Regions from separate parts of the Mus musculus genome. Here region 1 is linked to region 2. A link is a loop called in an ENCODE intact Hi-C map of the cell type or tissue named here. Cell type or tissue: left cerebral cortex. All regions are shown on one strand. Each heading gives the region's core, and the rest is flanking DNA. Links, peaks and the distances in the headings are about the cores only.

The links. Peaks named below come from ENCODE experiments on the same cell type or tissue, not always from the same donor. Only the 100,000 strongest peaks of a DNase experiment are listed, where the experiment ranks them.
Region 1: it touches region 2 in a loop (2.0-fold over the local background); 5 of 42 quality-filtered maps call a loop at or near these places.

Annotation. Positions count from the first base shown.
Region 1 is chr17:27,389,703-27,399,262 of GRCm38, reverse strand. It overlaps Gm35007 (a long non-coding RNA gene), which reads left to right. Exons shown (of 2, transcript XR_385497.4): 1 at 1-1,490; 2 at 2,026-2,243. Among named protein-coding and RNA genes, the nearest start is that of Gm35007, 5.5 kb to the left of the region's middle. In left cerebral cortex, for the core only: a CTCF peak has its summit at 5,582 (motif pointing right); DNase peaks (open chromatin) are centred at 5,642 and 6,212.
Region 2 is chr17:27,509,797-27,519,356 of GRCm38, reverse strand. Grm4 (glutamate receptor, metabotropic 4) reads left to right here and starts at 5,960. Exons shown (of 11, transcript NM_001291045.2): 1 at 5,960-6,565. In left cerebral cortex, for the core only: CTCF peaks have their summits at 5,016 (motif pointing right), 7,105 and 7,382; DNase peaks (open chromatin) are centred at 5,924, 6,337, 7,056, 7,273 and 1 more place; H3K4me3 peaks cover 1,969 bases; H3K27ac peaks cover 794 bases.

The sequences.
Region 1 (9,560 bases), core at 2,641-7,640, 120 kb after region 2:
TGCCAAGGGCATCTGTCCTCGAGGAGCGTGGCTCTGATTTGTGGTGCGCACTGCACAAGTCTCTCTTTGGATTTTATTATTTGCGAGGGAGCTCAAGTTGAGTGTGCCAGGCACCACCATGGTGGGTGATCCAAGTTGCCACCCCTAGGCTTCTTCTAAGTAAGTGGGGTGGAGGGGAGACAACAGGGGAAGATGGTGGGTTCACAGCGTTCTGTCTTCACACTCAGACCCAGCTTGTGGTTCATGGCTGGAGAGGCCCAACACTTCCAGTGGAGGAACAGGAGCCACAAGCTCTTGGCTACTCCTCCTCTGTGAGGGTAGGGGTGGGTGAGCAACAGCAGTGTTCATGGGGACAGCCAGTGGTCCATCAAGGCCAGCTATAGCCCCAGACCCAGGAGATCACGCATGCATCAGAATAAAGACAGAGGCCTTGAAGGGTTCATTTGGCCAATGGTGGGATTAAAGGGCAGATGGGCCAGTCTCCAGAATGGGACTGAAACCTTGTTGTGTGTCCTGACACAGTGGCCCAGAGGCTACCTCCCCTATTGCCAGGGTGTGGGTCAGCTGAGGCAATTTCTGGGTTGTGAAGGTATTCATTAGCTTGACACTGAAAGAACCTGTCAGCCTCTCCCCCCAACCCCCAGCTCCCTGTAAACTCAAGAGCCTTCCTCCATCAGGCCTGGGGTTGACCCTGCCTGGGCCAAAGGGTTAAGAATGCCAGCCGTCTCTTCTGTTACTCAGTCATCTCTCACAGTCCTTCTGCAAGCCTCTCCAGCTAGCCAGGTATGTCCTGCATTTACACTCGGTGATAAGATCTTCACTTGAACGTTCCTTCTGGTACAGCCACAGGTGTCCCTTCCTTGGCCAGTGACCCTCCTCCTCCGGGATTCTCTTCACTGCCCACAACCACACTGTCTGCCTCTTGTTTGTTTCTTCACATCCAGAAAAACAGCTCCAGGAAAAGGGCCTGGTCCTCTTTGCTGTGTCCGCTATTTCTACCTAGCGTCATACCTGCACATAGCAGGGCCCAGCAGACCTTAGTGGGATCTGGGGGTTCGTTTCGAAAGGCGTAGGCCTTTCTAGGGTGTTTGGCCGAGAAATGAGCTGTCAGAACCCAGTCCAAGAGTGGGTGGGGATGTGAGGGGAATTCTGAGTGTGTGTGAGGAAACAAGAGCTTTGTGACCTCAATTTCTTCAAAACCACAGAACTGTCTTTGGGATGAGTTTCTGTGCCCTCCCGGGGGTAGCGGATAGGAGTGAGTTTACCTCAGCTTATTCATCACAGCCAGCTATTATTTGCTTATATGCCTACAGAGAAACAGGATTTTGCCACGTGCTGTTTGCCCGCCCCGTGCACCTTAACGTCGTGAGTGGACACGTGGCTCACAGGAGCCCTAGCCCTCAGGGTACAGGTCATCTGACCTCTGGCTAAAGTTGGCTGCTCGTGAGACGGTCATCAACCTCATTCTTTTTAAGGCTCCACGCTCCCAGGTTCATACCGCCAACTAGAGCGGCAAGTGATGGGCACCCTTAGTTTTAAGTGCAGCCGCTGGGCTTGAACAGGAACACAGAGCGAGGGTGGGAGGAGAAGGAAGGAGGCAGAGGGGCTGAAGCATGGCGGTGGGATGTCTGAAGCACATGGAGACTCACCCTGGGTTTTTTGGGAAGCCAGACTGAAGGGCGTGGGGCTCAGAAGTGAGCACCAGAGGAGGGGAGAAGGCCAGCCTGGCTCTGCCCCTCTCTGCAGACAGTGGCTCCTTGTTGAACTGGGACTAATTATTTTGTCAGGAAGGGAAAAATCTATAAGTGATCTCTTCTGACTGCAAAAGGTTTTGGGGGTCCAGTAGCATATACCCACAATCCCAGCATTTGGAGACAGGAGAGTGGCTGGAAGTGGAAGGCTAGCTAGGGCTGCCCAAGACTCAAAACAGTACGGAGAAGCAACCTCAGAGTTGTACTCAGGTGTGCTTTTGTCTGATCTTCTGTTCCTGGGGCCTCATCTGAAGTCGGCATGTTGTACCCCCAGGTCTGCGGAGGCCGGGCTGGGGTAGGGAGGAGTTGCAGGTGAGAGGTACAGAGGCATCTGGGGACCTGGCATGATGGGGACAGCTCAGGCTGTTTCATTCTCTACATCTTCCATGGCTCAATGACAGTCGTCGCCCCTCAGTCTCTCCTCTCCCAGTTCCACCTGCCCCACCTCCCCACTGTAATCTTGTTTGGCAGCAATTAAATTTTAAAGTCCCATCATCGTGCATGCCGGCTTTTTCCCAGACAGCATTATTTAATACACTGGACTGAGACTCCGGGGCCCTGCTTGGGGCTGCAGACACACATTGGTAGGATATTAATAAACGCTACCGCCCTCCGGCTGCCTTTGCTGGGTTTCCCATGGGGTCCATGGTGGTGGCCCACAGTAAGGCTGAAAAAATCTGGGGACCTTGGCAGTGACCTGATGACCCCAGGTCTGCTGCTATGATTAAACGAATGAGAAGGGACGTTTTTGTAGCCTCTGTCCTCTGTCCAGCACAATGGGGTCAGGTGAGGGTCCCAGAGGTGAGCCGTAGGGGACCCTGGGGCTGAGGCTCAGTATGAATCATTCCCTCCTCTTCCCCACAAATTATATTGCTTGTGTGTAGGTACGCACGACCCCAGGGGCGACCAGGGTCCATGGTTGGGTGGGCTCCTGGGATTAGGTGTGGGGCATCAGCAAGAGTCCCCAGGGCCCACACACAGCCCTGGGTGAGGATGCTATCCCCCACACTCTAGAGCATGCCACTTAGCTTCTCAGCCCATTTCTGAAGCCTCCTAGGCCCGTTCCCCACACTCCTCCCTGGCAACCGCAAATCCGTTGCCAAAAGTCGTTCTCAGAATGCAACGGGAAGGAAACGGTGAAGTTGAAAACATCTTGAGATTGGCTCTCATCACTCAGGGTGCCTTTGAGAGTCGTGAAGGCCCAAGTGTCAGTGCTCCCTCTTCGAGGCTAAGCAGTATTCCACAGCGAGTGCTTCCTGCTGGTTTCCCCGAGTGTGGCCGATAGTGGGTAGAGCTGTTGTCGCCATCTCTGTCTGTAGTATTTTTTTTTCAAGGGCACAGAACACACACTCTCTTTTCTCCGGGGTGAACACATGTGGACAGGAGTTGCAGATGCATCCATTCCACTTTACAGGAAACCAGAGCTGGGCCTGGTGGCATATTCCTGTAGTACCAGCACCCAGGGAGCAGAGGCAGGTGGATCTCTGTGAGTTCCCAGTCAGCCTGGTCTATATAAGTTCCAGGCCAGCATGGGCTACAGTTAGACTCAACTAAAGAACTAACTAATTAACTATTAAAAGCAAATAAATAGGGAAAGAAAGAAAGGAGTGGAGCCCAGGAGACTATCCCCAGAGGGTCTGAGCAGTTTGCTTCCTACCAGTCATGTGTGAGCGGTTCACTTCTGAGCCAGCTTCAGCACTGGGAATTTACATTATTAAGAATGACATTATTTATCTACTTGTATGTGTGCCTCAGGGAGAGTGCGGGAGGTCAGAGGATAACCTGAGGGCGTTGGCTCTCTCATTCCACCACATAGCCCCAGGGATTGAACGCAGGTTGACAGCCTGGTGGCAGCAAGGGCCTCTACCAGCTGAGCCGCTTTTCCGGCCTGAGTTTTACAGTGTTACACCCACAGATGTCCCATGAGCCAGTCTGTGCACGGTGTGGGATACGGTCTGAGGTTAACCTTTCCTTACAACACCATTTTTCGGGAAGATGACCGTTTCTCCGTCAGCCCCTGCTGTACTTTGTTAAAGGACAATAGGCAGTGTGTGTTCAAGAGAGTCTATTTCTGGCCATCATTCTGCCCATGGACCTGATGTTTATCTCTTTGCTGGTCTGAGTCCTCTTTACCAGGGGGCTAATTCCATCGTAGAATTGGGTACTGTGAATCCTTCAAATTTAACTTGTTTTTGAGACAGGATGTCATTCTTCAGTTGACCTGGAACTCACAATGATCCTCCTGACTCCGAATTCTGGGTGCTAGATGGACAGGCCTGTGCTACCATGCTCGGGCAACCTCTCCTTTTAAAGAAGTGTTCTTGATGATCTTCTCCTGTCTTTCCTCCACACAGATTCTAGAATCGCTTTTCGTCTACACAGGGCCTGCTGGGACTTAGGCTGGTAATGGATTGAATCTGCACTCACCTGTGAGTCTCCCACACTTTGCCTGTGCTGTGCCTCTCTGTATGTTTGGGTCTTTCCAATCTAGGAGCATGTTCTGTGTCTATTTGAGTCTTTGATTTCTTACTCCAGCGGTTCATTTTATTTTATTGAAATTCGGTCTCTGTGGGTAGCTCTGGATAGCTTGGAACTTACTGTGTAAAGCAGGCTTTGAACTCACAGAGATCTGCCTGCCTCTGCCCCCTGAGTGCTGGAACTGAAGACACGCACCATGATCTGATATTGCTTTAGACATCGTCCTCTCTAGGCACATACCTGTCTGTAGCCAGGGGTGGATTTCTGTGTGCTGACCTGTGTTCTGTGACCGACTTTGCTAACCCCTTACAGCAGTGCAGGGCTCTTAGAGAAAGGTTGTACACACAGGACCTACATAATCGTGTAAGCAGACCGTTCTCCTGTGTTAGTGCCCAGGAAACCAGTCCCTGTTGTGCGTTGCGACAGGAAGGAGTGTGAACAGCCCCGCCCTAATGTTCTTACAGGGAAACATTCCGCCTGCTTTTCTTCCTGCACAAAGTGGCTACAGAAAACTTCTACCTGATCCGTTCAGAGTAAGTTATCAGCATAAACAGTTCCTTCATCTTCCAGACAGCATGGTTGTTCCTCCCACAGCTCCCTTCAAGGTGAGCTCAGCACAGGTGGGCCTGCATCCTCCCCCCCACGTAGGAAGCCTGGTTCTCCTCGGATGTCTGGGGACCAACCATCATCCAGGCTTCTGTCCTGGCCAGCCAGGCCTGTGTTCCTTACCCCCAGTGCTGTGCTGTCCCCACCACAGATTCTGACTCTTCAAGGGAAGTGTTTGCTCGTCAGCACTGCTCTGCAGTGTGGCTTTATTGTGCTGTTTTATTGAAGGCCATTTTAAATTGCAGTCATGGCCTTGGGCCACTTCTGACTGGTGACTGCCAGGGACTAGGCAGCTCCAATTCCCAGAGGTCCCAGTGGAAGAGCGACAGACTTTCCCTAGCATCTGCAAAGCAGCACGGGCTAGCGGGGTCTGTCTCTCTGTGTCCCACACCCCCACTCCATCTGCACCCCACCCTTGCTGACCCTGCTGGGTTACCTACCATTCCATTTACTTGGAACCCCTCCCTCTGGCACCAGATCTCCTCTCCTCGGGACTGACAGGCAGCGGTAGCTACTTCACCCCGTTCCTCCATGCAAGAGACTCTCCTGAGGACCAACCAGTCCCTTGCCGACACTGTCTCAAGCCTGCTTCAGCCTGTCTCCTTTCTCTGCCTAAGATTTACTTTTTATTTTATTTTAATTTTCTAGTATGTATGTATGTATGTATGTATGTATGTATGTATGTGAGTACTGGTGTCTTGCCTGCATGTGTATCTGTGCACCATGTGTACGCACTGCCCGCGGAGGCCAGAAGAGGGCGTTAGAACCCTAAGGACTGCAGTTATAGATGGTTGTGAGCATCCTTGTGGCTGCTGGGCACCTTGAGTTCTCTGGGAGAGCAGACAGTGCTCTTAACTGCTGAGTCATCTCTCCAGAAGTAGAGATGGCTATGCACACATGGTTTAACCATAAGGCTGAGGTCTAAAGAGGGGACATGATTTTGGTGTCCCCTAGGGTTCAACATATCCCTGGTACCCTGGAATCACAGTGTCACATGCCGAGACACCAAGAGACAGGCATGGAGGCTGTCTGGTTGGGGGCCCATTGGCGGGCTTGGGGAAGGGCCCTGGGGAGTTATTGCTCAAAGTCTAGCAGGACCCAGGTGTGAGGATGTGGAGGCAGAAGCTGCGGAGACCCACTAAGGATCTTGGCTCTTTCCAGGGACACAGTGGCGGGGGGATTAGCTGTGCAGGAAAGCCCTTGTAGATGCTATCAGCCACAGGGAGGTCTGGCTTGGAAAGCAGTTTATGCTTGGGGCAACAGGGGCCGGGACTTGTGACTTACGCCACAGGGAGCCCCTGAAGTGTTGCGCGCAGACATGATCTGATTTGTAATTGAGAAAGATCTCAGCAGCTGGTGTGCAGGAGGAGAGCCCAAAGGGAGCCTGAGACTAGCCAGAGCTGATGTCACCGTCAGCAGCAGCAGGCTGGGGGAGGGACAGGCGGGATAGAGATGGGGGAGGGAGGGGTGGCACTGTGAATGGATCACCAAGGGAGTATGAGGAGGAATGGGGGGATATTCTGCTAGCATGTGGGGTGGGGAGATGCTGCCTGAGCAGGCGAGGGGTCCGGGAGTTTGGGTCTGAGAAGCTTTGGGAGAGGAACGGGCTGGGTGATGTCACATAGGAGCACTGAAATTTCTCGATACACTTATTTGTTTATTGCAAGCACCACGGCATACATGTGTACAAGTGCAGCTCAGAGGACAACTTGGAGGACTTGGCTCTCTCCTATCATATGAATCCCAGGGATCAAACTCAAGTCATCAGGATTGGTTGCGAGCATGTTTCCCTGCTGGGCCGCCTTACTGACCCCTTCTAGAACCTTGTGAAGGGTTGCAAGGTGCCTGCAGCAGAGCTCAGCGCCACACATCAAATCACGAGGGAGGGGCTTTGGTTTCCCGATTCACAGTTGGCAGAGGAATCTAGGCCAGGAAGTTCAGGCCCTTTCTCAGACCTCTCAGCAGCCCGACCTATAGAGCTGAGATGCTCCCAGGACTTAGTGTCTCACCGTGGGTCCAGCTCCACTTCAGCCCCTGCCGCCAAGCAGCCTTGGGTAAGGCTGGATTAGGACAGAGTCATAAGGAGAGGGGGTATGTTAGAGTATGGGGAGGAGCAGGGGAGGGGTCTCAGTGGCTCTAGGATGGCAAGTAGAACCTGGCTAGTTCTACTGGATCCAGTGGGCCCGAGAGCTCTAGTCAGTGTCAGTAAGTGGGGTCGTGGTAAGTGTTCTATGCCAATCTGAGAATACAGGGTTTGACTTGTTACCTAAGTTCTTTTCTATTGAAAAGCATTAATTTCAGGGGGACTCTACAGAGACCCATGGGACTTCAGAGAGCACCCCTCCCTGCCCCTTGGGGGAGGGTTAGCTGGGTCTGTGCTATCCAGATTTGATTCAAGATGCCTGTGACCATTCACGGAAGGGTGGAGGCTCAGGGATTTCTCAGCGCTTGCTCTGGGGTTCCTAAACCATACCCTAACCTCTAATCTTAACTTTCAACCCTAACCCTAACCTCCAGCATTAGCTGTGACTTCTAGCCTTGCAGTGGTTTTAATTGTGAACCTAAGACAATCTAGAATCACCTGGCAGAGGTGGTTCTTCTCCCCGCCCCCCAGGAATTATCCAAATCACACGTCTGGGGGTGGTCGTGGTCTTGATTATGTTGTTAATTAAGGTGAGAGGATCCACCCAGTGTGGGCGGCGCCATTCCCTAGAGAAGGATATCTTGGACTATAGATACAGTGGAGACAACTAGCTGAACACAGGCTTGCTTGCATTTATTGCTCTCTGGACTGTGGGTGTATGCAATGTGGCTGGCTGCTTCAAGTTTCTGCCCCTCTGACCTCCCCACGATGACCGTGGAAGCAAATGTGCTCTTTTCTTCTTCAGCTGCTTTTTTCAGGTTATCCCAGTCACAGGAAGCAGAATGAAGATGCCTTGCCCAGAGCCAAAAACTCTAACCCTAATCCAAACCACACCTTACCCTCACAACTTACCCTGAATGCTAACTTGGACCCTAGATCCTAACTCTAAGACCACCACAGACCCTACTTTAAATCCAAATGCAGCCTGGAACCACTAACCCTGACTCAAAGTCAACCCCCGGCCCATGTTCACCTCCTAACCCTAAGCTAAGACCCTGGCCCTGACTGGCCCTCACCACTATCCCAGTCCTAACCCTAAGATTAACCACTACCCTTAAGCCCTAACTTAACCCCCAGCTCTAGTGTTAAACTCTAATACTAACTAGCCCCCAACCCTAGCAGATCCCTGGCACAAAATCATAACAATGGTGGCCCCTTGCACAGGGTCTCATATTGTCATTTGCTCTTCCTAGTGACCTTCTAAGGAAAGGCTGCTGTTCCCCATCCATTAATGACTCTCACTTCTCCTTCCTAGTGGCCTCATCTCCTGGCCTGCCTTGTGGCTGTGCGTGCATGTGTGTGTGCGTGTGTGTGTGCATGTGTGTGTGTGTGCATGTGTGTGTGCGTGTGTGCATGTGTGTAACCCCCTTGTCACCTATGGGAGCTGCGCAGGGGCATGGGGACCAGTTCAAGCAGGGTATTAAGCATGCAGGTGAGCTTCTTGCTCACCCCACCCCTCTACCAATGACACCAGTGGGACTCTGGTGGTGGAAGACAGTGAGAGCCATGAAGATAGTGGCAGGGTATTGGGAAACTCTGTTCCTAAGGTCGAAGTCTGACATTACCAGAAAGCCCTGAGGTTGGCGTAAAATGGTGGATTCCCTTTGTCAGCGGGGCTTCCTCTTCTCTACCTGGGGGGATCTTGGACCTCACACCCCCTTCCTGAGGAATGTCTCCTTGCCCTTAGGAAAATTACAGGTCCAACTCCCTTTCTCCTGATGATAAACCCATTCAGCAAGCACCTGACATTCCTGGATATGCCATCCCATGCTAATGAGGCATCCCAGTAACTTAGCCTTCAGCCAATGAGCTTTGCCCACCCGAGATAGTCCGCTCCCCTCCCCAAAGTTTCATATAAGCATTGTTCACCCTGAATACATTTGATCTGCCTTTCTGAAGCTGATCCCGGAGTGTCATCATTCACTTAGTACCCGAGGGGCTTCCAAACTCCCTGTCTGTCTTCCCTGCTCCATTTGCCCACAGGGAAAGCAGAGCAACAAGACAACAACATCCTGGACTGCTCTCGCTTGCATGTGTGCACAGTAGGGACACACACGCACAGTAGGCTGTGACTCTGGGCTGCGATAGGAGAGAAAACTGACACCAAGCTTGTGTCGTACTTTGAATGTCATACACATTTGCCACTCTCCTAGTGCACAGCAGGGAAACTGAGGCACCAGACGCGGAGTAATTGCCTAGGAGAGCACACTTTCTGTAAGTGTCCAGGGCACCTGAAGTGGCAGGGCTGCCCTGCCCTTTGCTTTCAGCAAGGTCTGATGGTGGTGAAATCTGGGAGCCAGGCTGTTGGGATCTGCAGACCCAGGCCAGGCTGAGCTGGTGGGGGATGGCATCTGAGGGGCAGGAGAAGGGAGGCTGGTGCCCAAGCAGTTGGGAGAAAGGCAGGAGGCAGACAGAGGGGTGAGAGCTGAGACAGCTGCTGTGTGGGGCAGGCCATATGGAGCTGACGGGTAGCTCTGGAGGGAGCTGTGCAAACTGGTTGCCTAGAGGCATGCTCTAGGTGACCTTGGTGGCCCAGGCCTTTTGGGGAAGGAGCTTGTGAGTCAGGTTAAGTGGCTTGCTAG
Region 2 (9,560 bases), core at 2,430-7,429:
GGGCGGAGTCAGAGGTCACCAGGGACTGGGGGTGTGTCCTTGCAGCTGTGACCTCTGCCCCTGGCCAAGGCACGAGATCCTGTTCCCCTCCCTGCAACCTCCATGGGCTTTTTTTCTGGGTCAGCCCAGCTTTCATGGTGCTGTGTGCTCCGTCTGAAGATAACCTCAGAGAAGCCCTTGGATCGATGGCCTCCTCTGGCGGCTGGCAGTGAACTGTCCGGTGGCGTTTCCAGATTTCTGTCCATCCTGGTCCCCTACAGTTAGATACAGTTCCATGGCCGCTGTCCAGCATTTTCCTAAATAGGCCAGGGCTGCAGTGGGGGGGGGGTGGCTGACAGAGGGGCACCCCACTCACCTATCAGCTGGGCTGTGTGGCACCAGCCCCAATCGTGGGGGTGCCTTACTCCTGGTCCTTCCTTTTTTTCCCATCCAGGCTAGAGTTGAGTGGCAGACCATATTATGATTCAGTTGATGGCCAGGCTGGGACAGCACCAGATAGGACAGCAGGCCTAAGAGTGTTGGCAGGGCAGAGGCAGAATGTCCTGAGATGTGGACAACAGATGAGGTTCAGCAGGAAGACAGGATGGAGGAGACTTGGGGGGAGGGGTTTTGCAGGGGGGAAGCTTGACATTGCTCCAGGTCTCCCCTCTCCTCCCCTGTCCCCCTGTAGGCCTGTGCATCAGTCCAAGTAGCCGGCTGGATGGTGTCCTCTCTTGTGCCTGTCACCTGGCAGCTCTTCTTGGAGCTCAGGGGCCCTGCCACTCAGCCGAAGGAGCTGCGGAATGGCTGGCCACCAGGCTGAGGGCGGGAGGAGATTTTAAATGTTAATTGTATTTTGACATCTGGGCTTGTGACATCCATCCTAATGACATTTGGCTCGCGGCTGACAGCCCCTGGACGTGTGGGGAGAGCGGGAGAGATGATAAGTAGTTTTAAATTGCAGAGTGGCAAAGAAGCCGAGAAATCCTGAGTCTTAAGAAAAAAAAAAAAAGAGAGACAGGGAAAGGGGAGGAGAGAGTGGAAAGGAGCAGGGTAGGAGGCAGCCTTTCTTGTCAGGGAAGTCAGCCTCTCACTGGTCTCTGAGCGCCAGCTGTATGCTCTGTGCATTCACTGTGCAGACAGGCGGCAGTCAGAGGCCTTTGGAGGATTCAGGTGTGTCCTGCTGTGTTACACCCCTCACATCTGGATCTTTTGGTTTTTAAACCCGTGCATCCTTCAAGGCCCTTGTCCCAAAGCTTCCCACCCTGGAGGCCTGCCTATCTGAGAAATTCCCATTCCCAGCCATTCAAAGGTTCGAGGCAGCGGGTGCTCCATGAACTAGCCTTCGCGGTCCTTGGGTGCACGAGACCACTTTCTGCTCTCTAGCTCAGGGGCAGGAGAGATCTCTGTCTTCTCTGGGTTTTCATGCCATGGCTCGACGCTGGAGCAGACATTTTCCCAGCCTCCCCTGCTTCTCCTTCTTCACTGCTGGGAAATTGAGGCTGACCAAGGAAATCGCTTTCAGACCAGGAAACCCTGGAGCAACAGTTGGGAAGCAATGTGGGCCTGGAAGCGCCCTTGCTCTCTTCTGCCTCTCTGTCTGATGTTCCTCCTGCCCTGGCCCCTGTGTGCAGTCTTCATGTTAGTGGCAAGGGGCAGAGAGACCCCTGTCCCCCTGATCTCTTGTCCTGTATCCTCTTCCTATGATGCAGGGTGCTAAGGGGTGCCTGGGACACTGCGGAATGTCTTCCATTTGGAGTCCTCCTGTGGCAGGTGCTGTGGTTCTGGGAGGTGTAGCTTAGCCCAGCCATGCTGGATACCTGTCCTTACCTTCTGCTGTTTGCCTGTAAAGACAGATGGACGGTGTGGATCTAGAGAGATAGCTAAGCCTTGTCCCTTCCTGTCCCTAAGACCGAGTGAGAAAATTTGCCAGTGTCTGTGCCCTTGAGACTTGGTTTCTGTCTTCTGCACGAAAGGGCTGTGTGATTCTAGGAGCAGGTGGCACTGATTTCCTGCAGTCCCTACCCTGATCTTGCAACCCCAAGTCAAGGTGACCTCTGACCCCTGGGTGCCTGCATGGTGACTTGGCTCTCTGCATTCTGCCAGGGTGCAGCTGTATTTAAATAGACATTTCTACCTGATTGGCTGGTCTAGGGGGGGGACAGGATGGAAACCCTCAGGGTCAGAGGGTAAGGCATGGCTGCGACCTCGGCCATTTGTCAGAGAGTCCGTAAGTCCTCCCAGGACCATGCTCACCGTGACTTACTGTAATGGACCCCAACTGCAGGGCTTTCAAAGACAATGGTTCTCTCCTATTAGATTTCTCTGAATGCAGGAGTCACAGGACGGCTTTGCGACTCCAGCTAAGCGGCTGGCACAGTGGACAAACTCTTTTTTTTCTTTTGGGGGAGGTCAGGATACAGGCATGAAGAGGGAGTTGAGGACAGGGAGTTGGGGACAGGCCAGCAGGAATGCTCAGTGGACAAAGGTGCTTGAGACTACAGTCTGACCAGGACCCACACCATGATGGAAAGAGAACTGACTTCCACACACAGATTATTTAAAGATAGTAAAAGAATCATTTTTAGGTATATAGGTGTCATGTCCATATGTATGTCTGTGTACCATGTATGTGCTTGGGTACCCAGGAGGCCAGAAGAGGGTGTCAGATCTCCTGCGACTCAAGTTACAGACAGTGTGTGGCATCATGTGGGTGCTGGGAATTGAACCTAGGTCTCTGGAAGAGCAGGTGGCAGTGGGTGGTGGCACACACCTTTAATCCCAGCATTTGGGAGGCAGAGGCAGGTGGATCTCTGAGGTTGAGGTCAGCCTGGTCTACACAGTGAGTTCCAGGACAGCCAGGGCTGCACAGAGCAACCCTGCCTTGAAAAACCAAACCAAACCAAACCAAACCAAACCAAACCAAACCAAACCAAACCAAACCAAACCAAATCAAGTCAAAACCTAAACCAAAATCAAGACCAAAACCAAAACACAAAAATCAAAGACCAAAACAAACAAATAAAGGACTTGCTTAACATGCATAAAGTCCTAGGTTCAAATCTCAGTACTGCAAAAATCAGCTGAAAACATCAGGTGTTGTGCCTGGGATGTGGCTCAGTGAGTAGAGCATCTGCCCAGCAGTCATGAAACCCTGGTTGATCCCGGAGCTGTACAAACAGAGCATTCTGGATGCCTGCAACCCCACAACTCGGGAGCTGAGGCAGAAGGTCAGGAGTTCAATGCCATTTCTGTCTCAAAAACAAAACGAAATAGTGGGTATAGGTACAGTACCCAAGAGGCCGAGCCAGGAGAATAGCTATGAGTTTAAGGCTAGCCTGGGCTCTGTAGTAGGTTACTGTCTTTAAAAAAGCCAAAACCAGGGCTGTATGGTGAGATGGCTTAGTGGGTAAGGGGCTGAGCACCAAAGGTGCCATCCTGAGCCAACTCCTGACAGTTGATCACCAGACTTCTGTGAGTGTGCTGTAGTATGATTACATCTCGCAATCACAGATACAGATGGATAGACACTCACACAAATGTATTAAAGAGGAAAAAAACCCAAACCACAAAATACGAGCTCGAAGAAGGAAAGAATCTGCTGCAGCAGGAAGGAGTTAGGTCAGATCTCAGGAACAACTTCCAGGGCACAGTCCTGAACCCGTAGGGCAGAGCTAAGTACCCTTCCTCCGCATCAAGAAGACTCAGGGATGGGCCCTTGTGGCCTCCCCACCTCTTCAAAGGGTATTGGAACGAGGCTTTACCCACTCTGGAATCTTGAGAGGCACCCTCAACTCAGTCAAAGGTCAGACAGATGGAGAACTCCATGCTCACAAAGGTTGAGGACCCCACATCCAGTGGCTCTCAGCAAAGAGGACCCAGCCCTGTCCCCCTTCCATCCAGCCTGAACCAGCTCTGAGGTCCAGGGTCTGCAGTTGGTTCTTAGGAGATAGTGGTTTGAATGAGACCTTGGAAAAGCAGGTCCAGGCAGGGCACTGCGTGACTCCTGGGAAGTCACTTCTGGCCATCATTCCTCCACTGAGGCTGGCTCCCTGGCAGAAGATACCAGGGGAGGGCATGTGTGCTTGTCCATTCTTCTCCATGATGGGCACAAAGAGCAAACTGGATGAGGAGTCAGGCCACCTGGGGCCCATGGCTAAGGGCTGATGGGGGAATACACCGGGCTTCAGTGGTCTGAGGTGTCATGGCTGTCTGGCAGATGTAGGTCTTGGCTGGGGACTTACAGGCTCTCCGGCCCAGCCACAGGCTCAGCATCTGCCAGCAGCAGTTTCTTTTTTTAATCGCTGAAAAACACAGCCTTTAGAAACACAGCTGGTGGGAGGTGGGGGATAATTATGGCCAGAGTAGAGGCGATACTGAGGGGCAGGGGTAGGGAGTGTCTGATGTGGTCCTTTGGGTTCTCAATAAACCAGGGCCCGTGTAATTTTCAGCTCCATCTATCCAACCAACCAAAGGATGCTGGGATTATGTTCTGTACGGGAAGTGCGGCAGCTCCCACTTACAGGAGCCCAGAAAGGCAGCCCAATTCCATTATGCTGGCTTTGTAGGAGGACCCAGGGGCTGGATGAGGACCCAGGGACGTGGAGATGGCCCTGTCGCTGTGAGTGGTGTCAGTTACACACGACAAAGCATAGATGAACGAACAATCTGCACACTTCTCTCAGAAACCGCGGGCCGACTTGGTAAAGGAGACATGTATTTGGGTCATTCCATGTGACAACAACAAGAGTACACAGTTTGACAACAGTTATTCATACACCAAACACTCCTAAGCTCAATGGGGTCCAGGCCCGGGGCCAGGCACTGCATGAACGGTGGTGAACAGTCACCGCGCTGGCCTTCATGGTCTGGAGAGCTGGCGATGGAGGCCTGCATTGGTAGGGGATCAGGGAGAGAAGCAGACAGAGATAGCTCGGGCCTTGCTAGTCCTGGACTCTCCCAAGCATTCCTCTAGGTTCTTTGGAAATCAGGGGGTCTAGCAGTCAGGATGGCGGAGTGTCTCAGGCCTGGGCACAGTGAACACCAGGTGGCACTCTGCGCCCTGGCCCCCTCTCCAGCTGTTAGCAGCCACCCACTCCCCTGGCTCCCCAGCACGGTAGCACCCAGGATGAGGCTCGCCACTTCTTGGGGCTCCCGGGGAAGCCACTTCTGCAGTCTGGGCCTGTTTGCAGCTCTTCAAGGATTGCGTGGTCTGTCCCTGCCTTCCTCTAGGCCTGCCTCGAAGGCACCCTTCCGGGATCATCAAAGCCCACGCGAGGGGAAGGGGGCAGCGAGCTGCCAACCTCTTGAGCTGAGGAACTCTTCTTGGGGCTAGTTCAGGCCACCTGTTACACCGTGTTCAGTGGATCGGGTGTGTGTGTGTGTAAATTGCTCCCCTATTTTGGGGGCTCTGGGGTGTTAGTGCTTCAGGGTAAAAGCGCTCCTCTCCACAGATCGTGAGACCTGGGCAGGTGGATTGACGTCTCTGGGCCTCAGTTTCCTTCCTTGGCATGCTATGACAGAAATGTGCAAATGAGCATGCCGCAGGGGGGCACACGCCACGTGTGTGCGCGGCTATGAGAAGCGGCCCCGCGGGTGGGGGGTTCCAGTGACGCACCGAGTGGGTACGGCTCGCCCCTAAGGGTCCCTAGGCTCTGCTGTACTTTGCAGGGTGTGCGACGGGAAACTGGGTTCCCTGACCCTCGACTTGTGTGGGTGAGGAGGGATCTTCGCCGCGTCTTTGGGGTGCCCGGGTAGTGAGATGGCGCGCTCACGGGGCTGATTGGGGGGTGGGTAGGAGGAGTGTAAGAGGGGAGGCTTCCGGGAGCGGGCGACAACCGGGTGCGGAGGGAGCGGGAGCCGCCGGCGGGGAGGGCGTGGAGGGGTGGCGAGTCCCAGCTTCCGGAGGTGGAGGTGCGGGTGTGTGGGGGTGGACCCGGGCTCTCGCTCTTTAAAAGGCCGGCGGAAGCGTGGTGCGCTCGCCCCGCACTCGCGGCGCAAACTTGCGGGCTGGGCTCGCGCGTGCGGTGCGGCAGGGCGGTGGGCGCCGGGAGCCGTGCGGCCCCCTCGGCCCTCGGCCCGCGCTCCCGGCGCTCGCGCCCCTCCCGCGCCGCTCGGCTCCCTGTGCTAGGCTCGCACGCTCCCATTTTCTCCTCGCCGCCGCCGCCGCCGTCAGGTGCCCGCACCCCGGCCGGCTGCGCTCGCTCCCCAGCCCCGATCCTCGGCGCACGCAGCGCCCCGCACCGCCTCGCCCGCGCTCTCGGGCTCCGCGGCGGCGGCGGCGGCGGCAGCGGCAGCAGCAGCAGCACGGGCACCGTGGCGGCCGCTCCCAGCTCCAGCTTCCCGGGAGCAGCAGCCGAGCGCCACCGCTCGTTGCTCCGAGGCTCCGGCCAAAGCGGCCGCCAGCTCCTCCCCGCCGCGCCCGGGACCGCCGGCGGCTCGGCGCCCGGTTTGGTCCGCAGCGTCAGCGCCACCCGCCGCGGCCCGGGCTCCCGGCACCGCGAGCAGCTAAGAGCTGGCCGCCGCCTCCCTGCACTTCCCGGGCGCAGCCGACCCCTAGCCGTGGCGTTCACCTCGCCGATGCGCGGTGAGTTGTGGCCCGAGGGGCACGGGCGGAGGGGACGATGCCCTCCGGCCTCCGGGAGCGCGGGCTGCGGCGGGGACCCCGGCGTTTGAGGAGGTGGCCTCTGCGAGCTCTCCCTAGTTCCAGGAGGAGGGCGCAGGACCCAGGGACAGGGGCTTCCCTCCGGGCTGGGGCCGCCCCTCCGCTGCCCCCTCAGGGATGGGGCAGTGTTGTCTGCGGGTCTGGGGGAAAGTGGGATGGGGGCTGTGACGGGGCTGCACTGATGACAGGTGGAGTTGGTCCCGATGGGGACGGTGACAGCCGCGCGTCCCCTCTGCGGAGAGGCTAGGCTGTGGGGGCGCGGGGCGCGGTGTGCGCCTTTGCGCCGTGGTCCTCGGCCAGAGGGCAGCGCCAGCCCCGTGTTGAGGCTCCCTGCTCTGAGAACCGCATCCAGCCCCGGCACCACCTTCGCCACTGGCTGGAGCCGAAGCGCCTCCCGCCTGCAGCCGCCGCCGTGGTTTGCGGTGGCGCTGCAGGTCTGGGGTCTCTCCGCAGCCCCGGGACCTGAGGTCAGGCTTTCTCTGGACACTTGGGACCGAACCCTCTCTGAAACCCTGGTGAACCGAGCGTCTCTAAGGGCTCTGTGTGAGCGCGCGTGTGGCGGGGGAGGTCCCTGCTCCAGGGTCGCTTCCCCGAGCCCGCGGGCAACCGTGTCCCCTCCCCGCGCGGGGGCGGGGCCGAGGTGGAGGCCTGACTGTGCGCTGCGCCCCCGCACCCCGCACCCGGCGCTGCGTGGTTGTTTGTGCTGAGCTGGGGCAGCGGCACAGCGGCGGGGAGTCCTGAGCCCAAAGGACGAGCGCCCTCTGCCCCTAGGTCCTGAGCGACACACTCGTTGTCAGACAATCCTTTCTGCAGGGGGTACCTGGTTTCTTCTCCTTGATCGTCTCACAATCGGCTGCCCCTGGCTAGAGAGAAAGCTGGCTTTTGGGGACACCCTCTGAACTGGCTTTCAGGGCTAGGGTGCCGCAAGCCATAGTGGCAGTGTGATGCCACCCTTGCTGTGAGTCTGGCGGGAGGTGTGTGTGTGCCACCCCCACCCCTCCACCTTCCACCCCCTCTACTCTGGATTCTGGATGGGACTTAGGGCAGGCAGAAAGGCCAGTACTCTGAGGGTGACCCTGCTAAGCACCTAGTGTTGCTAGAGGGTCTCTCCACCTCAGCCTAACACCTAAGCAGCCCTGGGTAGCTGTCTTCCTGGGTAGCCACTTGACAGCTCCCTACCTCTCAGGTGGCTTGGTCTTGGCCCTCTTTCCCCTGGGCTCAGTCTCCTGTGCATGGGAGGAGGTGACAGGCCTTTGGTGAAGAGCTGAGAACTTGGGAACTTTCCTGAGCTGCTCCCAGTAGAAGCTCAGAGCCTCCCATGGAGGTTGTGGGAGACCATCGCAGAGAACCCTTGCAGGCCCTGGGCAGGCAGTAGTGTGCTGTGGGTGTTGGTTCTGAGTAGATTGCTTCCTGGAAGAACCCCCCAGCCTTGGTCAGCTTCTTGTCTTGGGTGGGATCTTTGGGACCTGTGCGCTGAGTCTCTGCTCAGCCCTGCGTTGCACGCCCGCCCTCCTGGGGCGGGGGATACCGTTCTCATCTGCCTTCTACCATCCCCAGAAATGATCCTTTGCCCTGGAAGCTGGCAGTGTTTAGCCTACAGGAACATTTCATGAATAGTGGTGGGTTTTCCTGGCATGTTCAGAGAGGGCTCACCCAGATCAGGCCCTGAATAGGCCAGGAGCTGAATAGCCTGCCTGGCCTCTACTCTGGTCTTCCCCTCCTCCTGTGACCTGTGTCAGTGGCTTCTGCATGCTTCTGTTGGAAGTGTGACTTCTTGGGAGCTTCGCAGTCAGCCTGTGTGTGACTAGTTTGCTGGGCAGAAGAGCCTGGAAGGCAATGTCCCTGTCCTGAGGGCCCCACAGCTGGTGAGAAGACACAGAGCAAAACCTATGGACTCCAGAGCCTTGTAATTATAGCTGACAGACCCGTCCTCTCCCTACAAGCACGGAGCAGCAGCCCCTAATTACCACCCACCTCAAGACATCTGCCCACCCTGCTGTCCTCCCGGCCCCGGAACCCAGCTTTCCAGTGGGCAGGTCCTGCCTGGGGACCGGGCAGCTGGGCTGTCAGCTCCTACCACTGGAAGGTCTTTGCACTTCTGCAGAAATGGCACCTCCTGCCACCTGCAGAAGGCGTGAGGGAGCCAGCAGCCAGGCCCCAGCCCTGCTCCTGGTCTGACAGAAGACCTGCCAGCTGAGCAGGCTCACCCGAAGAAGAAGCAGAGGGGCTTGGTGTAGAGACAACAGCTTCCTGTTACTCTCTATAAGACCTCTTATTTCCAAGAGTGTCAGCTCTGCCCTAGTCAGCCAGGATCAGCAGAGATGCACTGAGAGGAAGCTGGAAGCTGGTTCATCCAGGGAGCACCAGGACCGGAGCTTGGGTCTAGCATCTGTGTGAGGGGGCAGTGTGGCTGTAATCCAGCACTGGTGAGGGAGAGACAGGTAGCCACAGCCAGCCTCACCTCGTGAGTGAGCTTCTCAACCTATCTCAACAAACAGGGAGGAGAAACAGAGGGAGACACCAGTATACTTGTGGTCCCCATATGTGCACAAGCATGCACGTGTATGTGCACCATACATGCACACAAAGATCACACCCCCATCCCATGCACATAGCTGCATTGAGACGTGTCCCTGCTTGGGGCCCTTAGAGAGCAGACTGGCTCATTAGTCCCCATTAGCTGCTCCCTGTGCAGCAATACCTCCCTCTGCCCTCTCTCGCTCCTCCCTCCAAAGCCCGTGTGTCCCCTTCCCCATCCAGCTTTGCTCCTGTAGAGAAGCAACTGCCCGGCTCCAAGCTGGCCTAGCCCAGAGCTTCCCCTACCTCTGAGCCCCATGAGCCCCATGAGGCCCGAGAGACAGTTCTAGTGCCTCCCTGTTCTCTGGTTTCTTGATGAAAGCAGCACACTGAGGACAGT